4 separate regions of the Homo sapiens genome follow, and regions 2, 3 and 4 are each linked to region 1. The links are chromatin contacts, found by Hi-C or POLR2A ChIA-PET in ENCODE. All regions are on one chromosome and are shown on one strand. The core of a region is the stretch at or near the end of the contact, and the rest is flanking DNA. Distances in the headings are between cores, read along the strand shown.

Region 1 (3,435 bases), core at 255-2,754:
ATTAGATAGTATTTTTTCATATAATGTTCTTCTCCGACACGGTAATGGCATCAGAAACAGAATCTGCTATGCCTGCCAACGTGCACGGTGAGGCTCATCGCCGCAGAGGTAAGACAGCAGGACCCCAGCTTCGCAGTTAACTTATCCCGAAGCTCCAAAGCAAACGTCTTTTACTTCTTCGCCGGGGACGCTGCTGTACCACCGCTGCCTCCCTTTCGCATTCTGCTGGGCTCGGTCAGCCGCTGAGATTAGGTAAACAGCGCTCCGGAGCCGGGGCAAAGCGGGCGCTGCTGCTGCTGGTGGGGGTCGTTGTTTCACGAGGCTGGAGGGAAGGGGGATGGGAGAAGGGTCCCAGCTCGGTAAAGCCAAAGGCCGAGAGTGTGGTTACCGAGGCGGGAGCCAGGTCCGGAGCCAAGCAGGGGCCAAGCCTCCGAAGCCCTTGCCGCCCCACCCCCCCAGCCCGACCTCGAGGAGTGGGGTCAGCTGGGCAACCCAAGCTCGGCGGCCCTTTCCCGCGCGCCCCCTCCCCAGCCCATCCTTCCCCTGCCCCTTCCAAGAACTAGGGTGGGCTTCCCGCTGCCTCGCTCGAGTCCTGGAGAGCGGAGAGGCGCGCAGAGGGAAGGCAAAGACCCGGCGGCCCGCCCGGCTGGGGAGAGGTGGAGACCCGGGGGGAAGGGGACCCCAGAAGCCCTGGGACCGAGCTGCGGAAAAACCCGGGAGCTGGATCGCGCGCCCGGAGCTCCGGTCTCCGAGTCCGAGTTGTGCAGCTCTCGGCGTCCTCTTTCTCTCCCTGCCTCTCTGCTTTCGCCTCCTCTGGGTCTTCTCTCGAGGGCATCCTCCTTCCATCCATTCTCACACCCCCGCTCCTGTGCCCCGACCCATTTCACCCACTTCTCCTGTGGCTCGGGAGGACTCTCCGTACCCCCACCCTGGTCCCTAGAACTGGGAGGCTGGAAGTCCATTCAAGGGATGTTGCGCGCCGGGTTCTTATGCCAAGAGGGAAAGAGCGAGAATAAAATCAGCAGGGGAGGGGCGTGTTGTGCGTGCATGGGGTGTGTGTTTGGGGTGGAGGAAAAAGAAATGTAGTTTCCTCAGAGGAAGAGGAAGCCTTGGACAGGATTCTTGGATACCGATCCCAGAAAGATGCCGTCAGAGCCCTTCGGCGGGGCTCCTCACAGACTCCGGCTGCCCCACAGCATGCCCACCTCCGAGAGAAGCTGCGACCCGAGGCGGGGAAACTTCCTACTTCTCACGACGGCTGTTTTGTGCAATTTGGGGAGCAGGCTGCATGGTCCTGCAAGCCTGCGAGCCTCTCTACCACGGCAGCTGCGGGCCCGTCCCGCTTCCCTTCCCCCTTTTTCCGCGAGGCACGCCAAGCCCGAGGCGGCCGGGAGCCGCCGGGGTTGGGGGAAGAAGGGCGGGGAGCTCCCAGCTTGCACCCTTTCATCCCGACCCGGCCCGGGATCCCGGCTCCGGGTGTTGCTTCCGCCTGCCTGCCAGCCAGCGAGCTGAAGAAGCACCGGGGCGGAGTCTCGCCGGGGGGCGGAGCCTGTGCGGGGGCGAACTCTCGGTCCGCGCGGCTGCGGCGCTTGCCATTGGCCGGCCGCTCGGTCACGGGGTCGGGGGCGGGCGCCGACGCGGGCGCCGGCCCCGCCCCCGCTCGGAACCCAGCCCCGGCTCGCGGTCCCCCCCGGCTGCACAGACATGACACAGACACACAGTCACTGCAGCTGCTGAGCGAGTCCGGCGCTCTGGGCACGCGGAGGCGGCGGGGCCAGCCCGGAGCCCGGACCCCAGCGCCCGCCCCTGCCGGTTCCCGCGCGGCGGCCCACTCCTGGCCGGGCGCGGGAGGCGGGGATCGCGCGCCGGCTCCGGCCAGCGGCGCCCGGCTGCCCGCGGCGGCTGCAGCGGCCGCCCAGCTCCGAGCGCCGGGCGCTCCGGGAAGCCGGCGCATCTCGGAGGCGGCGGCGGCGGCCAAGGCCGGCGAGCGCTCCCGGCGGCGGGGGCCGCCCGCCTCGGCTCCCCGCACCCACCGCGCCGCGATCCACTCGCCGCGCCTCCGCTCCCGTGACCTTCCCGGGGCGCCTCCCCTAGCCCCGCGCCCCCGGCCCCGCGCCCCAGGCCGGGGCGAGGCCTTTTCCGGCGCTTCTTTCCCGCGGAGCCGCGGGCGGGCGGCGCAGGCCCTGGGGGAGAGCGCGCCGCGGCCGGTTGCAGCCCCCCCCGCGCCGCCGCGTTCGGCGCCCGGCCCGGCCAGTCTGCTCCTGCCCCGCCGCCGCGCCGGAGCCCGGGCGCCCGAAGCTGGGGGCGCGGCCGCGCTCGTCTCGCCGGGCTGTTCGCGGGCAGGCCCTGCCCTGAAGGGACGAATCGGCTTGGAGCGCGGGAGGTGGAGTCGGCCCCGGCGGTCGCTCCCTGGACCCAACCCGAGGCTGACCCAGGCCCCTGCCCATGCGGGGCGCCCCTGGCTCGGAAGAGTCCCCCGGGCCGGGAGCAGCTCCAGGCAGCGGCCCCGGAGGAAGAGGAAGAAGGGACAGTGCTCAGCTTGGGGGACCCGGACCCTCGCCGCGGCATTTGGAGCCGGGGGCAGTCCCGAACTCTGTGCTTGGCACCGCCGCTCCGAGTAGGGCAGCGCCTGCCGGGACCCTGACCCGGACCCCCTGCGCCTCGTAGGCGGCGGCGCCGCCGCGCCACCCTGTTCTTCCGTGTCTCCCTCTGCCTGGCGGCAGTCACGGCCAAGGTAAGAGCCCCGGAGCGCGAGAGTCGCCGCGGGGGCGCCGTGGTGTGTAGCGCCGGACAAGTTCTCCGAACCTGTGGCTGGTACCCCCTGTACTCGGGATGCCGGCGGGGAGGCCGGGCACACCCTCTGCTGCCCCGGCCGGGAGCCCTGGAGAGGCTGGAGGTGGAAGCCCCCAGTCTCCGAAGTCCCCAGGACCCCCTCAGGGCCTGCTCGGCTTCTGGGCACACAGGCTGCTGGCAGGGAGCGAGCCAGGAGGAGTTTCTGGTTAACACCACGAGGGCATGTGACCGATACCCGCACCCCCGGCCCTCTTGTTAGCGGTGAGCACCTGTGGTTCGCGGAGCCTGCCGTGTTTGGAGAGGGCCCTGTTGGGCGGTACGCAACTACCTTTCGTGGTGTGATGCTGTGAATAACTTTTCTTGTTCCTTCTTGCAGACAGTCCTGCGCAATTTGGGGGCGAGCAGCCACAGCTTGCGAGTCCCTCTTTAGGACAGAGTGGTTGGTTGGCATTGCTATCTGTAGGGGGGAAGCCCAGCCAGCATGTCCTTCCTGTTAGTCAAAGCTGCTTGTGAGGAGTGATCAGTGTATAGCTATCCAGACATTCTTGTAAATGTCACTGCTTTTGAAGTTTTGGAGTGAGGACTCCAAAGTTTGTGTATCCTCAAGTTATTTTGTTCATTGCCTTATCCTCTTTTAAATGT
Region 2 (3,435 bases), core at 619-3,118, 380 kb after region 1:
TGAGACAGAGTTTTGCTCTTGTTGCTCAGGCTGGAGTGCAGTGGTGCGATCTCGGCTCAATGCAACCTCTACCTCCTTGGTTCAAGGGTTTCTCCTGCCTCAGCCTCCTGAGTAGCTGGGATTCCAGGCAGCCGCCACCACACCCAGCTAATTTTTGTATTTTAGTAGAGATGGGGTTTCACCATGTTGGCCAGGCTGTTCTCCAACTCTTGACCTCAGGTGATCCACCCGCCTCAGCCTTCCAAAGTGCTGGGATTATAGACATGAGCCACTGCACCCAGCCTTGAATAGCTCTTAATGTTTCTCATAGACACGTACAGTAGGGGCTCAACCCCAAATGTTTGTTTCCTTGACTTAAGATTTTAGAGATACCCTGATATCCCATGACATCAGCACTGCCTTTTTTTTTTTTTTTTAATTTTTGGAAAGAAAATGTGTTTTCCTTGTAGAACAGTAAGACGATGACTCCAGACAGGATGAGGGCAGTCAGCACAAAAAGACCCTCTGGGCCTCATTGTAATAGTGAAGGAAAAAACAAGAATTGACTAGACCTTTTCAAGAATGGATTGCTCTGCTGGAGGCATCATTAAGGTTCTCCAGACTGATCCACTTTATACATGTGTGTCATGAATAAAACAATGCATGTCCGTATCAGCACAAAGGTAAAGAATGAAACTCAATTGTGTATATTTCTACTACCTACAGTCAGCTATTGTTAATATTTCAGATGCTTTTCTGTGCATATAGGATGGATTCTTTTATAAAATTGGGATCATAATATAATCCTGTTTGTATACCAGTCTTTTTCGTCTTAACTTTGCATCACAACCATTTTTCTTTGTTATGCTAAAACATAAAAGTCAAAAAGTCGGCTTGCCCTGTGTTCAAGTCCCAGCCCCGGCTCCGTAATCTTGGTGATCCAATTAACCTCTCCCTGCCATATTTTCTTTTTTTTTTTTTTTCTTTTTTTCCCCCACTTTTTTTGAGACAGGGTCTTGCTCTATAGCCCAGGCTGGAGTGCAGTGGCACAATCACGGCTCACTACAGCCTCAATCTCTTGGGCTTGGGTGATTCTCCCCCTGCAACCCGCCCCCCGCCCCCCCCCCCCCGCAACCCACCACCCCAGCCACCATGAGTAGCTGTAACTACAGGTGTGCACCACCACACCTGGCTAATTTTTATATTTTTTTTTAATAGAGATGGGGTTTTGCCACGTTGCCCAAGCTGGTCTTGAACTCCTGTGCTCAAGCAATCCGCCTACCTCCGCCTCTCAAAGTGCTGGGATTACTGGTGTGAGCCGCTGTGCCCGTCTGCCATACTTTATAGGAAAACTGGGCACCTTCTCTTCTCTGAGTGCAGTTGTTGTCAACACTGCCTTTAAGTTATAATCATCTGGGGAGCACGTGAAGAATAATGATGCCCAGGTCTACCCCATATCAGCCAAGTCAGAACCTCTGGTATGGGCAGTGGCCTGCCGTATTTTTGAAAGCTCCCTACATAATGCTGAAGTGTGGCCAGGGTTGAGATTCACTGCCCTAAGGTTGCTATCCCAGGATCTGCTGGCTACTGCAACAAAAGAGACACTGTGTCTTGGTTGTTTTGCCATGGGGGCAGTGGGGCAGGGTACTGTTTGGGAGGAGTGTTTGGAGACGGGATTAAAATCCTGGCACTTGTCCCTCCCAGGGAAAAGGGTCATCCTGTTTATTTTGTGTCAAGAGCTCAAACAGTGATCAAAATCCAATCCAACATCATAAATACCAGAAAAGGTCAGGGCTGGGCTGGTCATAGGATCAAGCACACACAGCCGAGCTGAGGTTGGCACTTAGTCAACTCCAAACTCTTCACTAGCAAACAGCACAGGGGGGGACTTGGCAAGGCCCGGCCTCTTGGCGCCCCAGTCACAGAATGGAGGTTCACATGGCTCTGTTGTTTTTGTCGAAGGAGGAGAAATGCCATTTTCTCAGCAGTCCTTCTCCTTGACTCATTAGTGTAGTTGGCAATGTGGTTACTTTTTAACTTCTCTGCAAATATTCATAGAAAGAGAAGGGGAGTAGAAGGCAGGAGCTGTTAATGTACACCAAGCTCCTATTTTTTGCAGGCCTCCACAGGGTAAAAGGGACTGGCCCCCGTGCACCAGGCCACTGCCAGTGGTGCAGATGAAGGACCTGAGCCCCCACAGGCATCTGAGGTCACATGGTCAGTAGAGCTGGGAATTTTATCCCGGGTCAGAAGAACTTCAAAGCCCATATTTTGTCTTATTACTACACATCTTAAGAGATTAGAGGGCCGGGTGCAGTGGCTCACACCTGTAATCCCAGCGCTTTGGGAGGGCAAGGCAGGTGGATCATTTGAGCCTAGGAATTTGAGACCAGCCTGGGCAACATAGCAAGACCTCTTCTCTACAAAAAAATACAAAAATTAGCCAGGTGGGTGTGGTCCCAGCTACTTGGTAGGCTGAGGTGGGAGGATCACCTGAACCTGGAAAATTTGAGGCTGCAGTGAGCTGTGATCGTGTCACTGCACTCCAGTATAGGTAGTGGAGCGAGACCCTGTCTCAAAAAAAAAAAAAAAAGTTTGGAGGATTTAATTAGATCATTTCTAGATATTCTGATCTTGATTGTGACAATCTAAAGGAAATTGCATTGTAGGCTATTTAAGGAACTTTCCACATAAGTTTGTCAAGCCAGCCTAGCTAATAGAACAGGATATGTTTGAGCAAGTTATTTACCCCATTGGGCCTATGTGGAATCCCACTGGCTCCTTTAATAAAAGAACATCCAGTCCTCAGGGTTGGTGATAAGATGAGTGTGAAGTGCGGATGCCCATGGGCATGGGGAATTTATTTACCAGTTCTTTTATTAAAAGAGCTGGCAGGATTCTGTTACCAGGACTTGCCTTTTTTTTTTTCTTTTAATCAGAAAATTTTGACAAAGAATCTATGAAGTGCAGATGTAGGGCCAACCATACTTTTCACACTTTTTTGATTGTATCCTACAGTCAGAAATACATTTTTCATCACAATCCAAAAGACATATGTGTGTATGTATGTTTATACAGGCATATATACACACATATATGCAGATGAGCAATTAAAACAATATTTTCGTAAAACAATACTTGACCTTACTATGTTCAGTGAATTTTTATATTTCTTTTCTAATCTATTTAATGTATTTTAATTTTTAAAATGCTTGCTCAGATCCACTGAATTATTTTCACAACCTTCAAATGTGTTACAAACCCTAGTTTCAAAAACACTGGACTGGAAGATATCCTAAAATGCCTTTTAACTCTGTATTAAGCATTCTGAAATTCAGCAAACTTGCCAGCAATCAGAGAGGAGATCAGAAGCTCATTTTCTAGAACCCATTTGCTGGAAGGGGCAGTGAGTAATCTCTTGTAGACGGCTTCCTTGTCCTCCAGTGGCCTTCCCCT
Region 3 (3,435 bases), core at 446-2,945, 320 kb after region 1:
TCTAATATCTGTTCTCCTGAAATCCTCTAGATCCAGCTTCCTTGTTGCTCTTCCTGGGATAGACACTTTTTTTTTTTTTTTTTTTTTTTGAGATGCAGTTTTGCTCTTGTTGCCCAGGCTGGAGTGCAATGGCACGATCTTGGCTCACAGCAACCTCTGCCTCCCAGGTTCAAGTGCTGCTCCTGCCTCAACCTCCCAAGTAGCTGGAATTACAGGCATCTGCCACCACGCCTGGCTAATTTTGTATTTTTAGTAGAGACAGGGTTTCGCCATGTTGGTCAGGCTGGACTCAAACTCGTGACCTCAGGTGATCCGCCCACCTCGGCCTCCCAAAGTGCTAGGATTACGGGTATGAGCCACGGCACCTGGCCAACACTGTCTTAATCGGATTCTCATTTCACATCCACCAAGTCTAATGATCTCCTAAATGACATGTCTACATCTGTTCCCCTCATCTCCCATCTATCCATTCAGTTCATTGATTCAACTCCTACTCTCTTCTAGGCACTGTGCTGTAGATCATGGGCCTGTCTATTTGAATGTATCTGATGTGATCCTTGAGCTTGCTGAGCTCACATGGGGGGTGTAGACAAGTAGACAGGCAACCACTACATAAGGATGAGTAGGCCGGTACGTATGGCTGGGATAACAGTTAGGAAGGACCCCTGACCTAGATGTGGGTAGTCAGGAAAGGATCCTAGGAGCAAATGATGGCGGTCCTAAGGCAGACTAAGAGATAACCAAGTGCTGAATGTGGAGGTGCAGGGTGGGCAAGACTGTGAGCTCCATGACAGCAGGGGCAGTGTGGGTATGTCTGACTCACCACTGTGTCCCCAGCATCCAGCTCATCCCCTGACAAATAGGGTGTACTCAGTGAGGATTTATTGAATGAGCAACTGCGGGACAGATGCCTGCAGAGCAAGCTAAATATGATAAGGCCCAGGGTGGAGAGAGAGCACGGGGTAGGGGGCGGGAAACTGAGAGATGGTCTGTATGTCTGGAACATAGGACAGGTGTGGGGAGTGACCATGCCGACGGCCGAGAGCTAAAAGGCCAGTCATCCTGCCCCCCACACCTCCCTGAAGTCTAGTCTGTTAATTTTTATTTTATTTTATTTTATTTCATTTTATTTTATTTATTTATTTTGTGATGGGGTCTCGCTCCATCACCCAGGCTGGAGTGCAGTCGTGCAATCTCGGCTCACTGCAACCTCCACCACCCAGATTCAAGCAATTTTCCTGCCTCAGCCTCCCAAGTAGCTGGGACTACAGGCATGTGCCACCACACCAGGCTAATTTTTTGTGTTTTTAGTAGAGATGGGGTTTCACTGTGTTACCCAGGATGGTCTCGATCTCCTGATCTCATTATCTACCCACCTTGGCCTCCCAAAGTGCTGGGATTACAGGCGTGAGCCGCCGTGCCCTGTCCAAACTGTTTTAATTAAACTTTCATTGCATTCTCATGTCCTTCTCTGCTCCAACCCTGGAGCCCTACTAAGCCCCTCCGCCCCCGGCCCCCACTCCTAATACACCCTGGGCCCAGCCTTTGTCTGTTGCTCTCCTCAGATTGCATCCCCTCTGCCTTCTTCTCTTGTCAAAGTCCTGCATTTCCCTTTAGGGCACAGCTTCCCTCTCCTCTTACACGTCCTTCTGACCCTGTCAGAATTGGCTGCTGCTCTTACTCCCGTGGAACTTTGTGTTCTTTTGTAGTCCTTATCACATTCCGCCCCGTGCTTATATTTAACTGCGCTCGTCTGTCTCTGAGCAGTATGAGCTCTTTGAGGTCAGCGGGCCGGGTCATTCTCATCTTTGTATTTCCCACAGTGCTTTATTTCTAGTAGGTACTCATTCATGGCATTACGCTTTATGTCATTATTTGTAGTAGCACAATAGTATTTATGCTAGTAGTTCTTGACTGACGTATTGCTTTGTATCTAGCCAGTAGGGCGCATCTGCTATTGATTATTATCCCATGTTTATTTTTGATGTGCCGTATTTTGCACTTCTTATTTTATTTAATCAACACAGCAGCCTGATGAGAAGGTCTTTCTCCACATTTTCCAGAATGTAGAAATAGCAGTGCAGAGGGGTAAGTGACATGCTCAAGATTCCCACTCATACATTTCAGACCTGGGTTTGGAACCTGTTTCCATTTAACTCCGGAAGTTTTGCCCTTGCGTAATGCTCCTTGGTATTTCGGGTGCTGCCTCAGTAAAAGCAACATCAGACATCTCAGCTCCTAACTGAAAGTGTTCAGGGCATAATGAAGTTGTTTGCCACCAGAATCTGATTTTATTATCAAAAGTATTAAAGTAACCGCTTGGTTGGCACAGAATCCACTTTGGTCTGAGTTCTGGCCACCAAAGCTTTCAGTAGAGGCTGGAGGCCATTGGCTTAGTATACAACCTGGAAGTGGTCTATTTCAGATGAACAAAAGCTATAGAAATATTAAAAGTGAGGACAGGCTGTTACTGGGTGATGGGAGCTCCCGATGACTCCATCTTAAAGCCTGGTTTTCTTTTGGAGAGGAACAAGCAGAAGACAGAACTTACACTGTGCTATTGGAGAAGTCTCTTGCCAGCCGCCTGCAGCCAGTCTAAAAAACTTACACTACATTGTTGTGTTTCTGCGTTAAGGCTGATAAGTCAGATATAAAGGTTGACCAAATTGTTAACACATGCTCTACTTACGGCTTTCAGAAAAAAATGAATCCTAATAACAGGTATGGCGTTTGGCCTGAATTGGGTGTCAGTAGTGATTGGTGGTTGGTTGTCACTTCTCTGAGTCACAGAGGTTGGGTGAGATGACTTCTCTCCTTTTCAGCTCCTGCAGCCTCACCAGTGAGCACTGTTTTCGTAACATTCCAGATTTACTTTCACAATTGCCGTTAGAAACGTGCCCCACCGTAGGAACTGTGAAGAGTGTGTTTTTGCAGCTGTAATTCAAAGAGCCGTACCTCTCCACCTGACCCTTCCTTCTCACACTCCCCACAGACGGAACCCTCTGCACTTCCACCTTATTGCTGACTCCATTGCGGAGCAGATCCTGGCCACGCTCTTCCAGACCTGGATGGTGCCCGCTGTGCGTGTGGACTTCTACAATGCAGACGAGCTCAAGGTATGGGCAGGAGGGGAGGCACTTCCGTGATCTCCTCTAGCTGGAAGCGTTATTACTTGTGGTTGAGCAGACTGTAGCAATGCCAGAAATCTCAGCTCCTAACTGAAAATGTGTAGGGCGTAAGGAAGTTGTTTGCCAGCAGAATCTGATTTTATTATCGAAGTATTAAAGTAACCCCTTTGAGTGCACAAAATCCACTTTGGTCTGTGAGTTTTGACCACCAAGGCTTTCTGGAGACGCTGGAGAGCATTGGCCTGGTGTATAATCTGAAAGTGGTCTATGGTAGCTGTCATCTAGAGAGTTCCATTACCCAGTGAAG
Region 4 (3,435 bases), core at 616-3,115, 260 kb after region 1:
GCTCACATCTGTAATCCCAGCACTTTGGGAGGCTGAGGCAGATGGATCACTTGAGGTCAGGAGTTCGAGGAACAGGCTGGCCAACATGGTGAAACCCCGTCTCTACTAAAAATGCAAAAATTAGCCAAGCATGGTGGCGCGCCTGTAATCCCAGCTACTTGGGAGGCTGAGGCAAGGGAATCGCTTGAACCTGGGAGGTGGAGGTCGCAGTGAGCCAAGACTGAGCCCCTGTACTCCAGCCTGGGCAACAGAGCGAGACCCTGGCTCAAAAAAAAAAAAAAAATCATAGAACCTTTTTTGGTAATAAATATGGCCAACCAGAATGACAGTTTGAGGCTTACAGCAAGTATAGATTCACAAAGTGAGAAAAGGATAGTTTTCAACATACTCAGTATGATGAATGCAAAATAAAATTGAAAATCTTTGCTAAAAAATCATCCCATGTGGGTCTTCTGATTTGAACAAGATTTTAGCTACAAAAAAAAAAATCAAACCTCATTAAAAATTTTTACTGTAAAATATGATTCTTAGCACGTGTGATTCGCCTCACTCTTGGAACATTTTAGTGGGATTTTATAAGGGCTATGAATATTTCATATCAAATAACACATTTATTGCAAAGGTTTTAAAAAATTAAATCAGTGGAAAAAACACTTATGAAATCTTTCATCTTGAGTGCTGCTAAAGAGAAAATTAAGAAATTCTATAGTATTTCTGCATTTGATTTTATAGTAAATAGCCACATTGAGGACACTCAGTTGATGCTTTGCAAAGGATAAAATCGTTATGGTTGTTTAGCTTTTAGTTTTGATGAATCTACCAACAAAGGGGATTGTGTCCAACTATTGCATATGTATGAAATAGGACTCAAGAAACTGGGGAAGGAGAAAGGATGCTTTCTCAGACTCAACCATTGGAGACCGTCACTAACGCTGGTGATGCCTTCAAGGCTGTGTAAAAGTGATTGAAGTTTAGGGGCTAACTGGGGGCAGAGGCTCTTCAAAGATGACTGGAATGTGAATTTATTGTGCTCTCACACACAGATCAATTGTCAGGATTTGCGGTGAATATCTATTCACCTTTTCTAGTATACACTGTTATCATTACCCTCCAATGACGGTTTTCTAAACCACCTGGTGATCTAAGAGAAGACCTTCACTCTGCTGTCAAGTCCTTCCATTTTTCTAGGAAACAGAGCACTAAATACATTATCTTTTTTGGCCTTGGTTGGTGACGATTTGAATGCTACTAACAAAGCCCTTTTGTCCATACTCAGACTCCTTGAGTATATGACGGGCCAGTTATAGAAGCAGGAAGACATGGTTGCCCCACCATGGTAACAGCAGTTCAAAGACCAACTGCCTCCAACTTTCAAAACTTAGCATATTTGGCAAAAAAAAAAAAAAAAAACACACACACACACACACACAACAAAACATTTGAAGCTTTGAAATCATTGAACCTGAAGTTTCAAAAGACAAAAACTGGTATCATTGCTCGTTAGAACACACTTCAAGCATTTGTAGTCTAAACCCAGGTATAGGTACAGCAAATTGGTGCTAAAAATGTCTTCATTTTCTTGACTTAATGAAGCTCTTTAAGCTAACGTTCTTGGAAATGATTTTATGGAAGACAAAAGTCAGATCTCATTCAGCCTATTATGGTGCAGTGAATCCAGGCCTCTTTCCCTGGCACTGTAGTTGCAAATTCTTTTTAGAAGCTAGTGAGGAACTCTCCTTTTTTTTTTTTTTTTTTTAACTGTTCTTCCATCTTTGTCAGAAGATCTGTCTCCAGGGCCTTTGCTGGAACTCAAGTGTGCTTTGGTTGCCAAAGATAACTTCCAGAAAATCACTTAGGGGAATTTTGGGGCAAAACATTCCCTGTGTACCTCATAAAAAGCGAGCAGCCTTTGTGTGTCATCATTGCCATTTTCCTTCCCACAGCAAATCTGATTCCATGCTTTTGAAACTTAAGAAAATGGCTCAGCCTGGACCTGTGTCTTGCTGTGACTTATAAACTGCCTAGAAAAGAAAAGCTGATGACACGTTGGCAGACTCAGCTCTCCTGTGGACATCTCATGATCAAAATTAACTTTTAAGATCAAACTGAGTTTTCTAAATTTTTCTAAAATGACTTTGGCTGCAATATTTAATTTACTTTGAAATATCAAATGATATTAGATATTTGGCATTGAATGAGGGTGTGAAATCTTTATGTTAATTAAAAGGAGGGCATTTTCTAACAAAAATTACAAATTGCTAAATGAATATAGTCTCATATGGAGAATGAAAAATTGAAACATATATTGGAATAAGGTGACCTGTGATTGGTCAAGAGAAAGGAACCAGAAACCGGAGAAGCTGGATAGTCAGGCAGCTGGGCTAGAAGGGAACTGCTTTTGAAGGAGACTGTCTTCCAGGAAGCAGGGCGATGCCGAGGAGCAAAGCAGGCCCTATGCTTGGAGGAGCTACAATACCAGGAAATCATGTGGGTCTGGGTCACATGATGGAAGCTGCTGAGAGAATACAGTAGAGGCTTGTGTAAGGGAAATGGAGTGCAGGGTCAGAGCAATACTATAATTAAGTGTGGCAATGCTAAGACTTCCTTTGAATCTAGAGAGTCTGGGGAAATGCCTCAGCCAGCATTTCTCAACCTTCATTACACATGAGAATCCCATGGGAGTGGCTGTTTTTAAAAATGCTGAAAACCCAAAGGAATATAAATCATTCTGTTACAAAGATACATGCACACATATGTTTATTGCAGCACTATTCCCAATAGCAAAGACTGGAATCAACCCAGATGCCCATCAGTGATAGATTCAATAAAGAAAATATGGTACATATACACCATGGAATACTATGCAGCCATAAAAAGGAATGAGACAATGTCCTTTGCATGAACATGGATGAAGCTGGAAGCCATTATCCTCAGCAGAGTAACACAGGAAAAGAAAACCAAAAATCGCATGTTCTCACTCATAAGTGGAAGCTGAACAATGAGCACATGGACACAAGTAGGGGAACAACACACACTGGGGCCTGTTGGGGAGTTGGCAGGGGAGGGAGAGCATCAGTAAGAGTAGCTAATGGATGCTGGGCTTAATAGCTAAGTGATGGGTTGATCTGTGCAGCAAACCACTGTGGCACATGTTTACCATGTAACAAACCTGCATGTCCTGCACATGTATCCCGGACCGTAAAATTAAATTAAAATTTTTTTTTAAATGCTGATAACTAGACCCCCACCTCCAGAGATGCTATATGAATTCATCTAGGTTGGGACCTGTGCACATTCATATTGTTTCCTAAGTTTTTTAATGGAAGCCCAGATTGAGGACCACTGGCCTGAGGGACCAGGGAATGAAGCAGAAACAACAACCGCAACCACAAATTAGGCTGGACTTGTTCGGAGGGTGTTGAATAGGAGACATTC

The links. Hi-C counts contacts between places; a loop is a spot of excess contacts on that map. ChIA-PET counts read pairs that join two places held with the same protein, here RNA polymerase II (POLR2A). Pooled maps may share reads with other maps.
Region 2: a loop to region 1 is called in a map of vagina, with 2.8 times the contacts of the local background. The contact joins the enhancer-like site here to the promoter of LARGE1-AS1 in region 1. A Hi-C loop is called at or near these places in 1 of 168 maps with a recorded cell type or tissue (vagina) and 3 of 50 pooled maps. POLR2A ChIA-PET finds 5 or more read pairs at or near these places in 2 of 52 experiments (AG04449 and GM10248).
Region 3: a loop to region 1 is called in a pooled map of heart left ventricle, with 6 times the contacts of the local background. The contact joins the enhancer-like site here to the promoter of LARGE1-AS1 in region 1. A Hi-C loop is called at or near these places in 3 of 168 maps with a recorded cell type or tissue (heart left ventricle and heart right ventricle) and 4 of 50 pooled maps. POLR2A ChIA-PET finds 5 or more read pairs at or near these places in 2 of 52 experiments (AG04450 and OCI-LY7).
Region 4: a loop to region 1 is called in a map of heart right ventricle, with 4 times the contacts of the local background. The contact joins the enhancer-like site here to the promoter of LARGE1-AS1 in region 1. A Hi-C loop is called at or near these places in 17 of 168 maps with a recorded cell type or tissue (Right ventricle myocardium inferior, Right ventricle myocardium superior, aorta and 8 more), 2 of 37 single-sample maps with no recorded cell type and 27 of 50 pooled maps. POLR2A ChIA-PET finds 5 or more read pairs at or near these places in 1 of 52 experiments (Panc1).

The regions. Positions count from the first base shown.
Region 1 is chr22:33,919,294-33,922,728 of GRCh38, reverse strand. LARGE1-AS1 (LARGE1 antisense RNA 1) reads right to left here and starts at 1,504. Exons shown (of 2, transcript XR_001755630.2): 1 at 1,206-1,504; 2 at 1-322. LARGE1 (LARGE xylosyl- and glucuronyltransferase 1) reads left to right here and starts at 2,253. Exons shown (of 15, transcript NM_133642.5): 1 at 2,253-2,734. RefSeq lists silencers at 1,386-1,885, 2,206-2,355, 2,626-2,725.
Region 2 is chr22:33,538,729-33,542,163 of GRCh38, reverse strand. The region is part of intron 6 of LARGE1 (LARGE xylosyl- and glucuronyltransferase 1); the gene reads left to right. Among named protein-coding and RNA genes, the nearest start is that of MIR4764, 100 kb to the right of the region's middle. Within about 2 kb of position 1,868, at least 17 of the 41 ENCODE cell types and tissues checked have a DNase peak (open chromatin) inside an H3K27ac peak, as active enhancers do.
Region 3 is chr22:33,604,116-33,607,550 of GRCh38, reverse strand. It overlaps LARGE1 (LARGE xylosyl- and glucuronyltransferase 1), which reads left to right. Exons shown (of 15, transcript NM_133642.5): 5 at 2,993-3,116. Among named protein-coding and RNA genes, the nearest start is that of SNORA50B, 99 kb to the left of the region's middle. Within about 2 kb of position 1,695, at least 3 of the 41 ENCODE cell types and tissues checked have a DNase peak (open chromatin) inside an H3K27ac peak, as active enhancers do; they include heart right ventricle, where a contact is called at or near this core.
Region 4 is chr22:33,658,066-33,661,500 of GRCh38, reverse strand. The region is part of intron 2 of LARGE1 (LARGE xylosyl- and glucuronyltransferase 1); the gene reads left to right. Among named protein-coding and RNA genes, the nearest start is that of SNORA50B, 45 kb to the left of the region's middle. Within about 2 kb of position 1,865, at least 10 of the 41 ENCODE cell types and tissues checked have a DNase peak (open chromatin) inside an H3K27ac peak, as active enhancers do; they include heart right ventricle, ovary and prostate gland, where a contact is called at or near this core.